2 separate regions of the Homo sapiens genome follow, and region 2 is linked to region 1. The links are chromatin loops, found by intact Hi-C in ENCODE. Cell type or tissue: PC-3. All regions are shown on one strand. Links, peaks and the distances in the headings refer to the core of each region. The heading gives the core; the rest is flanking DNA. Region 1 overlaps ROBO1 (roundabout guidance receptor 1). Region 2 overlaps ROBO1 (roundabout guidance receptor 1).

Region 1 (9,370 bases), core at 811-8,810:
TCGGTTAAGAGCATGATCTCTGGAGCTGACTTTCTTGGTTTAAATTCTGGCTTCGTCACTTACATAGCTATGTGACATTGGTCATGTAAGCTATTCTCTTTGCCTCAATTTCTTTATCTATAAAATGAAATTGTGAAAAAATACTATTTATCTATAGGGATGTTACAATAATTAAACATCTTAGTAACTATGAAACACTAAGAATAGTGTTTGGCATAAAATAATCATTACATATAGATACGGCTATTCATATTGACACAGGGAAATGCAATATGATTCAGGTTTAAGTGTTAAGTCATCGGGGTCCAAAGGAATAAGCAAAGGTCAGAGGAAAGATTTTATTTGATTCAGTCTGTGTCTCCTCTTTGGATTTGGTTTAGGAAGACGTTGATATCCTGAGAAGCTATAAATGGTTTTCCAGCACAGCAGCAGTTAGAAGTTAATAGTGATTTGTGACTGGGGAAGCTTTCCTCTATTTGTTGATCTCCCAGATAATACTTTCTGTTCTTGTAAATCTGTCTTGAGATTTCAACATATGTATGGGAATCCAAGGTGTGTCTGGGTGTGCTTTAATTTTATTAAATGTTTTCCCATGCTGGACGTCTGGATACATTTAACAGTACTTGTACGTTTGAGACCTATTTGCCATTTTAATAAAAGGAAACAAACTCCAGAAATGCAAGAATTTAAACTAAATACCTCTTTTCTCAAATTTAATCTATAATTTTAAGAGTGGAATGATACTCTTCCTGCATAAGGAAAGACACACACAATTATATAAAATGACACACTTTCACACATTTTGCCATTACAAGTCACTAATGCACTGCACTATTGACGTATTTTACTGTCCTGAATATTTTTTGGCCACGTAACTTTAAAATTACTGCAAATTTGGACAACATATCATGGTTTAACACCAACTGAGGGGGCTTTTTCCCTATAAACGTTCATCTATAAATTAATGACTGCTATTTAAAATGTGTTTCTTCAGACACCAGTCATATCATGTCCTCTGTGCTACTATAAGATTACCTCTTTATTTATCTATGTGGGTAAGTTAATTATAAAAATGCTTGTACCAACTGATCATTTTGCTGGCATAATGAGTATCTTAAACTAGATTAATTTTCTAGCAATATCTAATGGAGACTAAATCACACATGAACATGCTATAACAATATAATGATGAAACAGTGAATGAATCAATTAACTCCTTGATAAACATCAAAAACATACCTCACTCTTATAATTTATAAAGTGAAAAAAAAAGCCTTTCTACTTTCTTTCTGTCAGCATTTAAAACTGGCTAAATTCTGGACAATAAACATTATGAAATACATTTTCCATACATGGTCAAAATAATCTCAAAAGGCTGCTTAATTCAATTACTGACAGAACTTTCAAACAAAGAGGCACCATACTTGGTATCATATGTTGTCTGTATATAATTGCTTCTAAAAACATTTCTTGTCAACTGAATTGGTGGTTGATGTTGATCTTGTTTAAAGGGTTCTAATGATCAAGTTGTCATGATAGGTTATATTTTCTGTTTCATTCTAAACGCCAGATTTGACTTATTATTTGTTCAATCTATCCAGTAAACCATGAAACCAATTATCGAAGCCTCAGTCATTCAGCATATAATCTAGAAGCTGTCCATTTTATTAATCTGAACACTTCTCGGATTATAAAATATCCTAAGAAAAGAATTGAAAGCAATCCTAAGTATCAAAATAATAGATTTCCTTTTAGTAGGCACCAGGATGCCAGGAATACAGATACCAAGCATAAGATAAAATACTTCAAGAGGTCAAAAAGGCAGTAGGCGTGCTGGACTTCAGAGTAAGTGGATTGAGGCCCTGTTGGGAGGATTTCTGGAGTTGGTGATACTTGAACTAAATTTGAAGGAAGAAGAAAACTTCCATCACCAGATAAAAGAAGAAAGATAATTGCAGGCAGAGGAAATTGTGGAATACACTTTGGACTCTATTTCTGGCAGTGGTACTCAAGACAATAGCATGAGCGATTATACTGTATGTTCTCTGCAAATGTTTTGGATGGAGTTCAAACATGCCCAACTTCAAACTTTAGCAAGGTTTAATTACTAGATGCTTCTAAGAAGAGTCTAGTTATAGTCTTAATAGCATCATATTGTCTCAAGGTCTTAGTGATATCAGAATGTAAATCAAATTTACATAAATACATTTTTTAACTTTCATAAATGGAAGTTATGAACAAATCTCAAATGATGATTTTTTATAAAGGGAAAAGACATGAAATCAACTCTTAACTATCCGTGAATAAATTTTCTGAGGTTTTTAAATTTTCTGTTGACATTAGTTGATAAAATTATTTATGAAGAATTTTTTTGTACTTTTAAATTTTTTCTTTGTTTTCTCCACCTTCTTTTTTAATAAAAAAAGAAAATAAAATAAATATTGCAAAAATACTACAAATTTATAGCTCATCTACATAGAGGACAGCTACAGTTTTGCATATTAATAACAATGACATTGATGATGGTGATGATGATGAAGTTGATAGCTCTTACCAATTATTTAGGGCTAAGTAAGTTTTGGACACTTTACATGGATTAGTCACTTTGTTTCTTAGAACAACCTCATATAAGGTAGATGCTCTTATTGTCATCATTATATAGTTAGGAAACCTGAAGCATAATGCCATAAGAAACTTGATTTAGGTCATGGAGGAGCTGAGAGCAAATTCACAAAGCTGGCTCCATATTCCAAAGTGTGAAGCCAGGGTGCGGAACACTTAGATAATATGATGCTCTTTAATCAAACTCTCTGAGGACCAGTTCTTATTTCTCTAGTGTGAAATAAGTGCTACCCTTAAAAGTTTTGAACACTGCAGGTGGCCATGCTCACCTCAATAGTTTTGGATTCAATAAATTGATCCATGGTGCAGCCTTGGTTTCTATAGTTTTAACATTTGTACAGTTAATTCTGATTAAAACTTCGAGTTAAGAAACTTGATGTACATTCTTTGTTTAGTCTGAAGTATTGTGGTATCTAATGGACATGCCATATCACAAACAAAATTACTATATTGTATTTGCCACCCATCACTAGTCCACAGAAAGATAAATGATAGTTGTATGACCTGAGATAAATATTTTTAATGTTTTTTGATATATTTTATGATAAATCTTAATGTGTGGGGTATAACGTATCTTTTTTTCAATATTAGAATTTTCTACTTATGCATCTTTGTAGTAGATAAAAATTAACTTTTTATTTAAAAAGGAGGTCAGATTGAATCAAAAAGTAAGGCAAATACAATACTGGAAAATCATCTTTACTATGAGATTTGTCATAGGTAGCAAAAGGAGAAAAGCAAATAAATATTGTCACTGAAAAGAAGTGAATAGCCAAATTTTGCATAACCAGAGCCCATTAAACAACTTAATATTTTAAGCTCACGATTTAATACCAGCAAAATAACGATTTAATACCATTAAATAACGATTTAATACCAGCAAAAGCAGTGAGCAGTTTTTGTAGAAGACATTAATAAAGATTGGCAAGGACGAAAATTTTAAATTCAATGTCGAACTCTTCCTGCATACGCTGCGATGGCTGATAAAAATGTCAGTATAGAAAAGAGTAATATTCATTTGTTGTTTGAGCTCTCAACTTTTTATTGTGGCCGTAACAGATATTTACACATATGAAAAACTCATTGCATACTTACAAGTGTGATTATTTTCTAGTATTGTATTTACCTTACTTTTTTATTCAATGTAACCTCCCTTTTAGACAGAAAATTAATTGTTGTATACCACAAAGATGCATAATTAGAAAATTTTAATATTTAAAAAGTATATTTCTTGATTAAAAAATAATTTTTCTCAAGCAAGTTTTCCAAGGTAGTAGCGTCCAAAGGCAGCTTAGTGCCATCTAGTGGCAAAATTAGTTATCAGCTTATTCCTCCTGATAAAAGTTCAGTAGAGTGCCGGACATGAATCTACATCACACATACGGTAGATATGAATTTTAGGATGTATGTTGACTTCGTATAATAATGAGGCAAGCCTATGATAATTACACCAAAATTTAAGTCTAACATTTAATTATTATTAATTAACGAGGAATTATGTGTATCTAAGACACAGACAACAAATGAAAGATACAAGACAGTAGCTTTAAAGGATAAACCAGACCTCAGAAGGGAAAGCGACAACCAGTTTTTTAAAAATAATAGATCGAAGTGCATTTTCAGTGTCAGGATGTGCTTAAGGTTATGAGTAACAATTAGAATGAAAAGGAATATTTGTTTCTCTGTTGTGTTGTGGGAGAAACTAGCTAATATTTGGATAAAATTCAGAACATTATATTTAAGCTACAGAAGAGGAGAGGTTACTGAGAAAACTATTCAATAACTATGAGATTTTATAAAAGGACCTATAATTTCTCCCACTGTAGAACCTAAATAATACAAGATTGAAAAGTATCTCTCTAGAAATGTTTGTGAACTGTCTTTCCTTGAAGGAAATGGAGTGGACTTGATGAAATTAAAATTAAGTTTCTTTTCAGGCTTTAATTGTATTAAAAGCCAAGTATGCTCCCTCAGAATTCATCTTTTTTGGTTTTGAGATAATAAGTCTGTTTGACCCAGCTGAAATTCTGCCTTTTGTTAGTCCTTTTCCTGAGACTCCAATTAACTTTACGAAATTTCTCTTCAGGGAAAAAATCTAGGCAAAAGGATTAATTTAGCTAACAATGCTGTGATATAAAAATCTCTGTAGGAGCTTTTTCTGACCTATTCCAGGGACTCTGCCAACTCAAATGCTGGGATGATAAAAGAGTTCTTCATAGCCCGGGAGATAAGGAAAAAACCCATCGCATCAGACCCAATTGCTCTTAGAGGAATTCAAAAGAATCCAAAATAGCCTTAATGTCTAAAAATGCCACACTTTCTCCTAGTCAGATTGGAAAGGGTACATAAGACTGAGTTTTTAAGTGATGTAATTTTCTCAGCCTGATGAGGAAAGCTTTCATATGTTCTAAATGAGCTATCAGAAAAAGAGAGAGCCACTCTTTTCTTCTCAGCCACTAACAGCAAAATGAAACAATATGATTTTATGAAACACATAAAATCTGTGGATAGGAACAGACACAAAGCTTCTCTTGCTCCCAGTCTTAGCCATGATGAGTTTTCTTGGTTTGCTTATGAAACACAGAAACAGCTGTGATTTCTTTCCTTGTCTGTGTATTGCTTAAAACACTCTCTTCTCTCCAGTCAAGCACTTTGATCCTTTTGTATCTCTAATTCAACATGATCACAAAACATGAAGAAAGAAAGAAATGGATGGAACTGTTATCATTTTATCCATATAGGTTTAAATTATTTTTCATTTTCTTATTTATGATACCAGGATTTTAAAATTTTTAAGAAGTCATTTTTACATAGACTATCCTTGTATTACACATCATAATTTAGGAACAAAAGTGAATTACATCTTTCAACATATTTTTCCTGGAAGACCGTATAATTAATGTGTGTATAATTAAAACACGACTACTAACTCTTTGCAAAGAAAGATATCAGTTTCACTGAGTTCTAGGCTTCCACACAGAAACATATGCATATGTACCCACAGGCATTCACATGCACACACACAGAAGCACATACATGGTTTGACACATACACGCATGCAGTCTTGTGCATACATAAGCACAGGTGTGTACATCCAGACACATTTACTTTCATATTCCTTTCTTCATTGTGACTTGCAATTTGAAAGCCTCAGTATCAAGTTTATGATAATAAGAAACATAATGACATATATTATTATTGCAATCAGTCATTTTTCCAAGAAGCAATTTTCACCATATAGACCACGGTCCAAATCTGATGGATTAAAATATAATAAAGGTGCCTGTAATCCCAGCACTTTGGGAGGCTGAGGCGGGTGGATCACAAGGTCAGGAGATCGAGAACATCCTGGCTAACATGGTGAAACTCCGTCTCTACTAAAAATACAAAAAATTGGCCAGGCGTGGTGGCACGCACCTGTAGTCCCAGCTGCTCAGGAGGCTGAGGCAGGAGAATGGCGTGAACCCGGGAGGCGGAGCTTGCAGTGAGCTGAGATCACACCCACTGCACTCTAGCCTGGGCAACAGAGCGAGACTCCGTCAAAAACAAAACGAAACTATATAAATGTGTGTGTGTATATATATATATATACATATATATACACACACACATATATATATATACACACACATATATATAAAAATTATAGGAAACAGTAATTCCAAGTCATTGATAATTATGTATTTATCATAATTCTATTATATATTGTGTTTCAATGATTGATGATAATTTTGATTTCATCATTTGAAATTAATCATTACTTTTCAGAAATATCTCCATTTGTTTTAACAGCTAATTACCCTCCCTTCATGCCACTCATATATATTTTTCCATATTCTAGGTTTTTTCTCCTTTCCTCTAATTTCAACTTCTTTTGCTTACTCTTGACTAATTAATCTTTTCTTCTCTGTGATTTACTTATCACAAATCAGGCCTTAATCCATTATTTTCTTATTTAGGTGACAATGTGAAGCAGCTCTGGTTATAATTTGCAGGGATTAATCAATCCAGTTTCTGTATATTTTTGGTCCTTTGTGGTACGTTTTTATAATAAAGTACTTTTATTATCAAAAAAGGCATTGACATCAACTACTCTGAAAACATTTAATAGTGATTCATACGTCCGATACCTTAACTTTAGTTTAACATGTTTAAATAAGCATGCATACCTGCTAAACGGGTATTTCTTTTACATATTTTCTGACGAATTAACTGAGGATTCACTGAGGTATCAACAGAACCCTGAAAGCCATAAGACTACATTTTCTGAAAAGTAGTTCTCTTTGGGGAATACCCTCTTTCTGAATACCTGGGGAAACTTCCACTCTGACTGAGTTCTGAAAGAGCATGTTTAATCATTCCTCACTCTATAGCTACAACTTCTTTATATTCAGTTCTTCCCCTCAATTTCCAAACATATTTGTACGTGAATTGCATCAGAATGTCCTGTCCTCAGAATCTTCTACTTGTAGTTTACTTATTGGTTCCCTCTATGCTTTACTCCTTTCCTCTCACGATTAGAATCCAAATTTCATCTAATGGCCACAGCCACCCTTCACCAGCATTTTTTATATCTCTGTGCCATTGAGCTTCTTTCTCACCTGCTTGGCAAAGCCACAACTGTGTATCAGTTCACTTCTTGGCCTTTCCACCTGCACATCCGTACCAATTCACACGTATACTAACGTCATGTCAGCAAGCTTAACTTGGTCCTGAATGTGGACAGACAAATGCATTTCTATCATAGCCCCATGGGAACTCTGCGTCGGTTGCTACTTAGTCAGAAATCTTGGCTCCTCCATCTCTCTGCTTTATCATCAGAGGATCCCCTAACTTCATGAATAAGTAAAAGTCCTCACATGAAAGTGCTACCAACCCCCTCCATTGAGTCTATCAACTTGCAGCTGCACTTCTATTTTTAACTCTCCGTGTTAAAACGGTACTACTTTCCCAGGGCCGGGCACGGTGGCTTAAGCCTGTAATCCCAGCACTTTGGGAGGCCGAGGCGGGCGGATCACGAGGTCAGGAGATCGAGACCATCCTGGCTAACACGGTGAAACCCCGTCTCTACTAAAAATACAAAAAATTATCCGGGCGTGGTGGCGGGTGCCTGTAGTCCCAGCTACTCGGGAGGCTGAGGCAGGAGAATGGCGTGAACCCAGGAGGCGGAGCTTGCAGTGAGCCGAGATCGCGCCACTGCACTCCAGCCTGGGCGACACAGCAAGACTCCGTCTCAAAAAAAAAAAAAAAAGAGTACTACTTTTCACTGAGGCTTCTCCCTCCACTTTTCCATTGGGTTACATCTCTTCCAGACTTCTCAGGACAGGGAGTTTTTGGTTATGCACTCTCATCCTTGTATGTTTAATTCTACCTATACAAAGCCTTCCTACAGAGATGCTGACTCCAGAGTCAGGCAGACCTGGAGTTCTTTACTAGTCTTAGTATTAAGACTTAGCAAGTGGGGGCAAGATACTGCCCTCTAAACCTCAGTTTTCTTACCTGTACAATGGGAATAATAATAGCACATACCTCACATGATTAGGGTGATCGAATAATGGATGAGGAAAATTTTGGCATGAAAGATTTGACAAAGTTTTGCTGTTTATTACTCTTCCTAACAGGATTCAAGGAAGCCTATTCATTGGGAGTATGGGAGGGCAATAGTTTTTCTTAAACTCAATGCCTCCATTTTGTATTCTTGTCTGACTTCATTCTTCTGATTCACCATGAAACTACTTAAAAGAAATGTACTCTTCACCTCTAACCCTGTTTCCAGCCTCCTCTTTCTGACTTTGACATTCACCACTCTACTGCAAGTCCTCATAAAATTCACAACTTCAGCTCCATGTTAAAAGTCCCTTATCTTAGTGCTCTCTTGGCAAGAGAGCAATGTTTTATATGCCCTCCTTACTCATCGCCTCTCTTTTCTTGGCTCTCTTGGACGCAACTCCAAATAGAATGCCCAGCACTTGGCCGGCACAACACAGGGCACATAACGGCCACCAATAAATATTTGTTCAATGATTTAATTAACACATGAACGAGAGTTCCAGGGTCACATTTGCCAATGATGTTTGCCGAGTTTTCAATCCTCTCGACGTTCACTTCCCTGAAGAAACAGCTGGAATCCTAAATTCCTTGTAAGGTAGTTCAGTTCATATTAGATTCCTGCTAAAAGGCTAAAACCACATTAGTCTCTTAAGAATATTCTATATTAAGGATGTCTTAGAAACAGGGGGAAGCTCTTAAGTTTACATTATATAGCTTTCAGAGCTATTGCACTTGGTCAGAAATAGGAAACAGAAATGGTGAGGCACATTTCCATGAAAGCTCAAATTACACTATTTTGTAAAGTTTAAAATCTGCCCATCATTATCCATAAATTGCAGCTATACATTATAATTATTTAATCTACATTTCTTGTTAAACATCTAAATTATGTCACTTCACCAATTACAGGAATTATGTGATTAGGTGTAATTATCCTAAATAGCTGAACACAATTAAAACATCTTACATGCAGGAAGTGTCATACATAGTATGTTATTTTTTTTTTCTCTTGACTCACTGTCCTTGGTCTCTATCAGAAGGAGTTAGAGACTGACTCAGTTTGAATGGAATCAGGGAATTTCCAGCTTTCAAGTGACCACTGGCTCAGGGGCCACCTACAACAATTCCTTTCTGATATTAATCTCATTTTCAGACAATTTCTGCAGTTAGAATTCCCTGAAGCTTATCACCAATAATA
Region 2 (9,370 bases), core at 576-8,575, 190 kb before region 1:
CATTCTGCAGCCTCAAATTTTGAGAGGCTTTTACTCATCTTGAAACAAAGAAAAGGATCCTATTTAGAAAAGTACAATCCTCACTTATTTGTGTACTTTAGACAGATAAACAAATGTCATTATAAGATGACTTCTTCCAGCATCCCCTGATTCTAAATCTTAGGAATATTGAAGGTGCGATTTTCAGATTTCCACATTTTTACAAATGGCATTAGTATGGTAATGACATTGATGATTATATTGTAAAAATGTACCAGTAAGATCTCACCCTGCAATTAAAATAATCCTTGGAAGACACTGTGTGGAATTGTTTTATAAGGGGAGATCACAGTGAAATCCTCCAAAGGTCTCATTTTGTTGTGCCAAATTTGATATTTAAAATGGTCCAAGGGTGGGGGAACTAAAACAAAGAACCAGTGAGTCCTCAACATTACACAGTGTAAATTATTAAAGAAGCAGCTAATAACATAAATGTGGTCCAATTCCTTCAACAAACTCAACAAGAGTCCCTACATAGTCTCTAATATCTGCAGACTATATCAGGCAGTGAAAAATTAGAGTACTAATATGTGGTTTCAAAAGTATATAGCACAGTTGCTTGAGAAGGAAATCTATCAGAAGGACACATATTTGTAAGACTTTTACAGCAGAGATTCATGTCATTTGACAACAGGTAACCTGTCAAATAATCATATGATGAAAATACAAAATCATATTGCACCACCTTTATAATGTAACCAGAATATAAGTACGTCTCTCCTCCTCTACCATCACTCTCATCTTGATCCAGCCCACCATCCTCATTTGCCTGCTTTATTGCAATAGCTTGAAATTATTTTCTCATTTACTCTTTTGCACCTTAGTATTCTTTTAAAATAACATCCTTAATCATTTCATTAAAATAGAATTCAGGTCCTGGTACCATTCTGTTCAAAACTGTCCAATCTCCTCTATTATGTCAGAATTAAAGAAGTAATTTTTGTAGCAGCCTACAAGGACTTTCACGGGCTGCCTATTGCCTCTCTGATCTCATTCCCGACTCCTCTCCCCTTGCTCTATCTGTTGTGGCCTAATGGTTTCTTGCTGTTTATCAAACACACTACAAGTAGTCTTAGCTAGAAGCACTTTCTCCAAATAACTGCATGGCTTATTTATTGAATCCTCTGCATTTTTCTCAAATATTACCTTGGCAAATCTGACTACTGCATTTAAAATTACAATAGATCCTGTCACACTGCACACCCCTAACCTTATCATTTTTTTTCCTGATACTTAACACATTTTAACTTGCTTTAAAATCTAGTTGGTATACTTATTGTTTATGTTACATCACTGCCAGCCTACATTACTGGAATGTAAGCGCCATAAGGTCAGGAATTCTTGATATTTGTTTACTCATCAATGCATCCTGAGAGCCTAGAATAGTGCCTGGCACACAGGAAGATGTTCAATAAATATTTATCATTCACGCTAACAGTGGAGCTCAATAACTTTATTAGAGTCAGCATGTTTTGATCAGAAGACCTTACTCTACCATAGTGTTTGTAGTAGTTCTGTACATGTAGATATCAGGCATAGATGTGGCATTATAAGTAATCAGCTGAGCACTTCAACATTATTTTCCTATGAGACATTTTGCAAGGTTGAGTTCTTTCAGCATTAGAATAATTTACCTGTTTGAGATTCTTAGGAATGTGCTGAGTGAACTCAGTATCCCCTCCAAGAGACTTTTCCATTATTTGTCAGAAGGAGATTGTCTACAAAGTCTTTTGGAAAAAAGCTGATTCGAAGATCAGAAATCAGTGTCAAAACGTCTGTACTATTTTCCAATAATGGGGAGCAATGGGTTCCCTAAGGATTTCCACAAATTTTAAAGCCTGAAAGAACGGAATTTCCCCTGGATTTATAAACTGCAAAAATTCAAGTTTTACCCTAAAGAAATAGCCTACAGAATTTGGGTATCTATAATGGCACGATGTGCACCAGACCAGATACACATATCACATAATCTATCGTGATGGTTCTTTTGATATGTCAGCTTGGATAGGCTTCAATCCCCAGATAGCCAACCCAATACTAATCTGGGAGTTGCTGGGAAGATATTTTATTGATGTGATTAAGTCCATAATCAATTGACTTTAATTAAGTGGAATTGTCCCGGATAATGTGAGTGGGCCTGATTCAATCAGTTGAAAGACCTTAAAAATAGGTCTGAAGCTTCCCTGATGGAAGAATAAATTCCACCTGTGGAGAGCAACTTCAGCCCATGCAGGAGAGTTCCACTCTACCCTTCCTGATGGCCTGTCCTACAGATTACAGACTTGCCTAGCCACCCCCAACAATAGCGCAAACCAACTCATTGCAATAGGTCTCTACTATTGCAATGTGTCTTCTACTGGTTCTCTCTCTTTGACTGAACCCTGACTAATACAGTTATTAATGCCCCAAAGTAATGTAAGACTTGATGAAGATCATAAAGGCACAGAAAATTACATACTTAATCTAATGCCTATAGCCAATTCACTTCTGTTAGAAAAAAATAGAAATTGGAGAATCTTTACAAACTTGCCCTTGACTAAATTTTGGACAGCTGTATTATTTATGATGGTTATGATGGTACTGCAGATACTGAATATTCATTACTCATCTTATACCTTCAATTGGATTTTTTATTCTTGTAGAATTATCTCCTGCACTTAAGAAATCCTCTTTTTAGAAATAATTTAGAGACAAATACATTATATATATTTCAATTATGTGATCAACAACTTTCATAAAATCTTCCCACTAGAATGTAAGTTGCAGGATGGAAGGCAAGTTTTCTATTTTTCTTTTTTTTTTTTTTTTTATTTTTGAGATGGAGTCTAGCTCTGTCGCACAGGCTGGAGTGCAGTGGTGCAATCTCGGCTCACTGCAAGCTCCGCCTCCCGGGTTCGCGCCATTCTCCTGCCTCAGCCTCCCGACCAGCTGGGTCTATAGGCGCCCGCCACCACGCCTGGCTAATTTTTTTTGTATTTTTAGTAGAGACGGGGTTTCACCAAGTTAGCCAGGATGGTCTCGATCTCCTGACCTCGTTGATCCGCTATTTTTCTTAATTTGTTCACTAATGTATTATCAGTGCCTAAATCAGTAAAGGATTCATAATATTTGTTGAATTAATGAATCACTTAACAGTTTTATGGATAGAGGAATAATATTCCAAAGACATCTTCTTAGGCTTCTGAATTAATGCTACTGCTATTCACTATGCCTGAGGCGATGTGCACATATCCACGTGTCTCCAATGTTAAGAACAAAGACTGTCAGAATTCTGGCTACTCAATTTCAAATCATGTCCTAATCATGTTTCCTAAAAGACACAACCAGTGCCAAACACTTCATTTTTCCCAGGTCAAGATACTGCTGATAATATTGATTATAAAATTGAAGAAAGGTCTTTTAGGTTTGAAAATTAATAGCACAAAAGCATTTCCTAATTCATCCAGAGCATCTAAACTCACGCTAGTAAATTTTCTTGCAGTTAAAATTTTTGTGTTTTTTTGTTTACTCTTCACTATTTTTGTTTGCTTGTGCCAACAAAATTCCAGAAGTTGCAAGGCAGCAATTTCTTCCTTAGCAAGAGGAACACAGAGAATTTAGCCTTCTGTTCTAGTAAAACTTCTTTGTGTACATCCACATTGTATTTTTGTCATGAAATCAATGTCACTGTTCCTTTCTTCTAAATTCCTATAACTTATATCTTTATAACACCTGTAATGACTGTCATCATTTTGGGGCTACTGTCTTCATATAAATGATAAAACTATGCAATTGCCTTCTAAGAGGGCACTTTCCTTTTTATCTGTCCCAACTAGTTACTTCCCTTCACACCACTGCTTTATCAATTAAAAAGAAAAGCAAAAATAAAAACAAAAATATCCTCTCTTCATCTCACATCTTTGTTCCAGATCTTACAATGACTAGTAATCTTTCTGCTAATCCAATCTGAGCATTCTGCCTTGGTAATTAAGATGTTTGAAGAACTTGGGATCAGAAGTCAGAATACTTGGGTTTGAATTTTTGGTTTTGAGGTTTATTATCTGCATGACTCAGGCAAGTTATTTGAATGCATTGTACTTAATCATCCTCATCTGTAAAATGGAGATACAAATAGCATCCATTTCATGAGAGAGGTTAGGAGGATTGAGGCAGTTAATATATGCATGGGAAGAATTTAGAATGGTCACTGTCAGATGATAACTACAGACTTTTAGCTATCATCATCATCAGTATTAAAATAATTATTTTTAACTTGTACCACATGTTGGTCAAGCATTATTTGCTATTTTGGGGAATGTATACTTTAATATAGATTCAGGCAATCTGCACAGCCAGGAACGGAAAGAAACTGGACTTAACAGTATTCTTTAGATTTGCTGGCACAACCCTATCGGCCTGTGTGTGATTTGGCTAATTGCGTATTCGGAGAAGAGCCAACAGTGACAGTTTACCCAATGAGAGGAAACATTCAGCTTTAGTCATCGCCCTGCTAAAAGAAATACTTTGATGCTGAGTCAGGAACTTTGGCTTTATTTAAATAAATACTGTTTCTTCCAGGGAGATTTTTTTTTTCCAGAAATCCTTAAGAGAGTTTTTCTTTTTAAAAAAATCAGTGATGAAAATATCATAATTCAAAGCTAAAGTTGGCAGAAACTCCTTGGCTTTCTGAAAATGACCTTTGACCCAACATGGTAAAATGCATACCCATTTTATCTTTCTTCCACTAAACCCTAATATCACCACTCTGGCTAGTTCATTTTACTGTTTCCAAACTCTCCTAGTATAATGTTTGCCCCTACTATTTTGCTTATATTGCTTTTTCCTTTGTAGAAGTCTCTCTCTAATGTTTGGAGGTTAAAGTCATGTTTTCTGTGTCCCAAACTCTTCAATATCTCTAGTCACTTCAACGTTTCCATTTATTTACTTAGTTAGGCAACATTGACTCCATGCCCCCTGTATTTCAGGCACTGTTTTAGGAGCTTAAAATACAGGAGTAGATAATATATCAAGGGTTCCGGTCCTCAGAGGAGCTTGCATTAAAGTGAGGAAAATGCATCACTATTATTTATACAAATAATTAATTATAGATGTTATGAAAGAATGCTAGAACATTGAAATAGACTGTTGCTAGGAAAATCCTAAATGAGAAAGTGACATTTAAAGTTGAAAACTTGAAGAATTAAGATGAATTATTTGAGCAAAATTCTAAAGATAAAGGGGAAAGAGAATGTTTGCAGCAATGAAAAGAATGATTTATGTAGAAGCAACAAGTTTTGAAGACCATAAGATGGGAAGAATAATGGAACTATTAAAGAACTGAAAGAAATCCAGTGTAGCTACAGCTTAGATAACCAAAGAATAGCAAGGCTATGAAAGTGGACTATTGATGACTGGGATCTCTTCAAGAGTACATATTAGTGCACATTTGGATTCAAGATCTTGACATATAATAGTAGTACATATTCATTTTATTATGTTATAATCTACATTAATTTTATATTCCTCCAAACAGTTAATGCAGATTCCATACAAAGGCTTTAAGATGGAAGCACAGATTTCTTGTCGTTTTTTTCTTTTGCTTGCCGCACAGGCATATCATAGCCAATAAATAATTACTTGTTGAGATTATTCTATAGGATTCCACTTTATCCTATTCAGCCTTGCTTGTTTTGTCTGTAGAAATGCACACACACACACACGTTTCTTAATATTACAAGGGCAGAAGAATTTTCAAATGAAATCCAGATAGCTGAGTAATTACTTGGACTACTTGATTTTAATCAATGTAAAATATAGTAATATTCCATGACTGAAGATTATTGTTGAAACCTGAAATAAAATCCTCTGATGTAGGCATTATAATAAGATCCCTTAGGGTGGTTAAATTGTGTAAGTACTTAACGATAAAATAAAACCACATAATAAAAATGGTTCAGCTTTGGTGTTACCATTTTAGGATCACAGCTGTTATAAGTGACTGGTGAAAAATAAATAACCTATGCCCATTTTGTTATCTCAATTCAAAATTTCACAAGTTTAGGTCTTAATACCAAAAGCATAATAAAAGGAATGCTCTCAATTTATGGACATGGAGTATATAAAAATAAGAATAGGGCCTACAAAACTCTTAACTTAAAGAGGTAAATTTTATAAACATTTGAACATTGAAATTATTCAGAGCTTTGAAGTACAAAAATGTAAATACATGTTTAGGTTAAAAATCCTAAAATGTAAACGTTTATAGTCAAAGAGAGAGAGCGAGAGAGAGAAAACACACTCTTGGTCTTTAACAACAAAGGAAACAATAAGTGCAAGGCCTGGGTCTTAGCTATCTGCATATCCTAGTGTAGGGCTCTTTCATGAAATATTCTCACTAGATTAGAGCTCAGGGCCATTGTGCCAATCAAGAGTAAAGGGGCAAATGGAACCTTCAAGCTTTCATCCCAGGGCCTCATTTACCTACTAATTACTGATGAAATCATTATAAGGACTCCATCAGTTAACACACCACTCATTTCTGTTAACACATGAATGCTGTCAGAGGCCATGGTGTGCTACTTAGGTTGCTATTTATCAGAAAATTTAAATGTGTTTCCAGTTCAGTTAACAATCAAAGGTCACTCTTCTTAAATTAGTCCAAGTAAAGTAAAGCAAACATACCAACATAATCCACCAATCTGTTCCATTACCTAGATATCTAAGAATTTTAAAATATTTTGCATTTAAGATAGGAAAATATGTGAAATGTTCAAATAGCCTTGCCCCTAAATTTAAAATTATTATCTTCTTTGTACATGAAACTCAATTTCCTTTCCTTGTCTAAACTAAGGCAATACAAATTTTTGTAAATTTGCTGTAAATCTATTTTAGAGGTAAAAAATGTTGCCTCACACATATATTTGGTTACAGATGTTATTATTACCAGTGAATTAGACAAGTTATTTTTTTTTCTCTTAGGAATTTAAATACATGTTAAATAAGCCTGCCAGTAAATGGTCAAAGAAGGCTAAGGGATAAATCAGTTAGGAGGTGAACAGAGTTGACTCTTCATCAACTTTATTTGCATGTTGAATACTTGCATCAATCTGAAGTAATTTATTTTTCATACTTGTGTTCATTTCTTTTTAACAGAGTAATTTACTTTATATATACCTTTCCTTCATTCAGAAATGAAGAAAATATCACGTAGCCATGTGCTGGATTCAGATGTACTAGTTCAAAAGAGCCAACTGATAGATTTTTCAGGGATATTTTGAGTTAGTTCTTAAATTCGTTGAAGTTACTTTATATAATAATGACTTTCTATAAAATTATTATTTTATATAATTTCATTCACAATAATGAATTTACTTAAATTCATTATTTAAATAATATAAATGTATAATTAAATATCTTATGTTAAAAACAAAGCTTATAAATTAATAATTACACATATTATGTTAAAAAAGCTTATGAAAGTAACAATTTTGTAATTGTTTTACTTCATCGTTAGTATCATCTATGTCCTTGATATTGTTTTAGTATATTTTATTCATGTGCTAGAAACACTATGCAGGAGTGTGCTGCCAAGCATCTCTTCTCAACTTGACATTTGATGATGTCACATTAGTAGCCATGGTGCAAGTATATATGCCATGAAAATTGCAAAAAAAAAAAAAAAAAAGCCATAACAAAATCTGGGCTTAATTTTTTCTTTTGTTGATATTCTAGATTTAAGAAAGTGATGAAGAAAATATTTATAAAACAGATTAAACTTAAAATTGTGTTGCATCAGTACAGATTACATTGTAAACAGCACACACATACATAAAGGGATAAAATATTCTTCCTTAAACAACTATTAACCATTTAAATAAACAAGTCATTCACGTGATTGAAAAACAAGTGAAGTTCTGGCATATATCTTTAGTTGTACACTTTTGTCTTACTTGTTACATAAAAAAAATCAACTAACTTTCATGTTAAAACTGGAAATACCTTCATAGGGTGGTTATGGATACAAAAGTCAGGAAAAATTAACAAAAATATTCTCTGAAAGTCAATTGACTATATGAAATCTATAATAAAATTATGATATGTAACATTATTACTTATAAGTTATGTTGTACACATCTTCATATCAGTATTATACTAAACACACACAAACAGCTTTCCTTTGGAGAGTCCATTATCAAAACATTTACAACCATAAAACTGATTATATGAATATATAAAATATAACACTACAATATATAAATTTAAAGTATGTGATAAAGTAAAACAAAAGTAGAGGCATAAAAATCAAGCCAAAAGGGAGACTTCAACAATAACAAGAACAACAGCAAAAATGATCAAAACCTATTAAATTTCTATAGGTACCTCAATTTGCTCTAAGCCTCCCTCTAATCACTTTGATGAATAAGATCCTGTGGTCTACTCATTCAAAATATTTATCAGATGAAAGCATTTCAGTTACTTAGGAGAAACTATTTTTGATTCTAAATGTGTTTTAGCCAGTTGGGTCAAATTCCTATCATTGCAGGTTATTATGAGTGACTATAAATGCATACAAACAAATACATTGAAAAATATTTCCTTCTATCTCTAAAAGTAAAACATTTTTATTGTATTAACTAAATCTCTAAAAATTTTTGTCTCAATTTTCTGTACTTCATCATCCCCTTGGGAGAATTCCTGGAAAGTTGCTCTTCCTGGATTGCCCGTGTAAGGAAGAGCACACTTCACAGGGACAGTTGATTTCAAAGTCCTTCAAAGATGGATTATCACAGATTGTCTTCAGCTTTGTTAATTTGGAACAATCCTAGAAACTTTACATAAAGTTGTATTAAAATTAAAGTACAAACTACATTTTTTTTCCAATTATATGTGTGTATACCATTATTTTCAATTTTTTTTTTTTGGATCCTGAATTATCTTTCCAACTATTCCCTTCTACTGTGTCTACCCTGAGCACTGCATTATTGACTAAACTGAAATGCTCACCAGTTCTAGGATATGTCATACATTTAAGCACATTTTATTTTGCTTACGACATTTGTTCTTTTAGTTTAGAATACCTTTATACCCTTATCTGTGATCAAGGAATTTCTGTTTACATTTAATACTTAGGGTTAAGTGCTAACTCTTGATCCTCCCAGGAAAAGTTAATACCATTTTCTTCTCTGCTCCTAGAAGATACTTCTTATATATCTATTTTTAAGCATCTTTTAAACTCAGTATTTCAGTTGTGTTCATATCTGCCTCTATAACACTGAAGGCTCTTTAAGTTGAGGTCTAGGTCTTTGTCTCAACCAATGAGAGTAACAGAAGTGCTTTACATGGGTTCAATGGT

Evidence for each region. Hi-C counts contacts between places; a loop is a spot of excess contacts. Peaks named below come from ENCODE experiments on the same cell type or tissue, not always from the same donor. Only the 100,000 strongest peaks of a DNase experiment are listed, where the experiment ranks them.
Region 2: a loop joins it to region 1, with 2.9 times the contacts of the local background. A loop is called at or near these places in 3 of 110 quality-filtered maps.

What each region holds. Positions count from the first base shown.
Region 1 is chr3:79,358,040-79,367,409 of GRCh38, forward strand. The region is part of intron 2 of ROBO1 (roundabout guidance receptor 1); the gene reads right to left. Among named protein-coding and RNA genes, the nearest start is that of MIR3923, 150 kb to the right of the region's middle. In PC-3, for the core only: a CTCF peak has its summit at 3,948 (motif pointing left); no DNase peak of the experiment used is centred there; H3K4me3 peaks cover 352 bases; H3K27me3 peaks cover 755 bases.
Region 2 is chr3:79,163,730-79,173,099 of GRCh38, forward strand. The region is part of intron 2 of ROBO1 (roundabout guidance receptor 1); the gene reads right to left. Among named protein-coding and RNA genes, the nearest start is that of MIR3923, 340 kb to the right of the region's middle. In PC-3, for the core only: no CTCF peak of the experiment used is centred there; a DNase peak (open chromatin) is centred at 4,492; H3K27ac peaks cover 1,420 bases.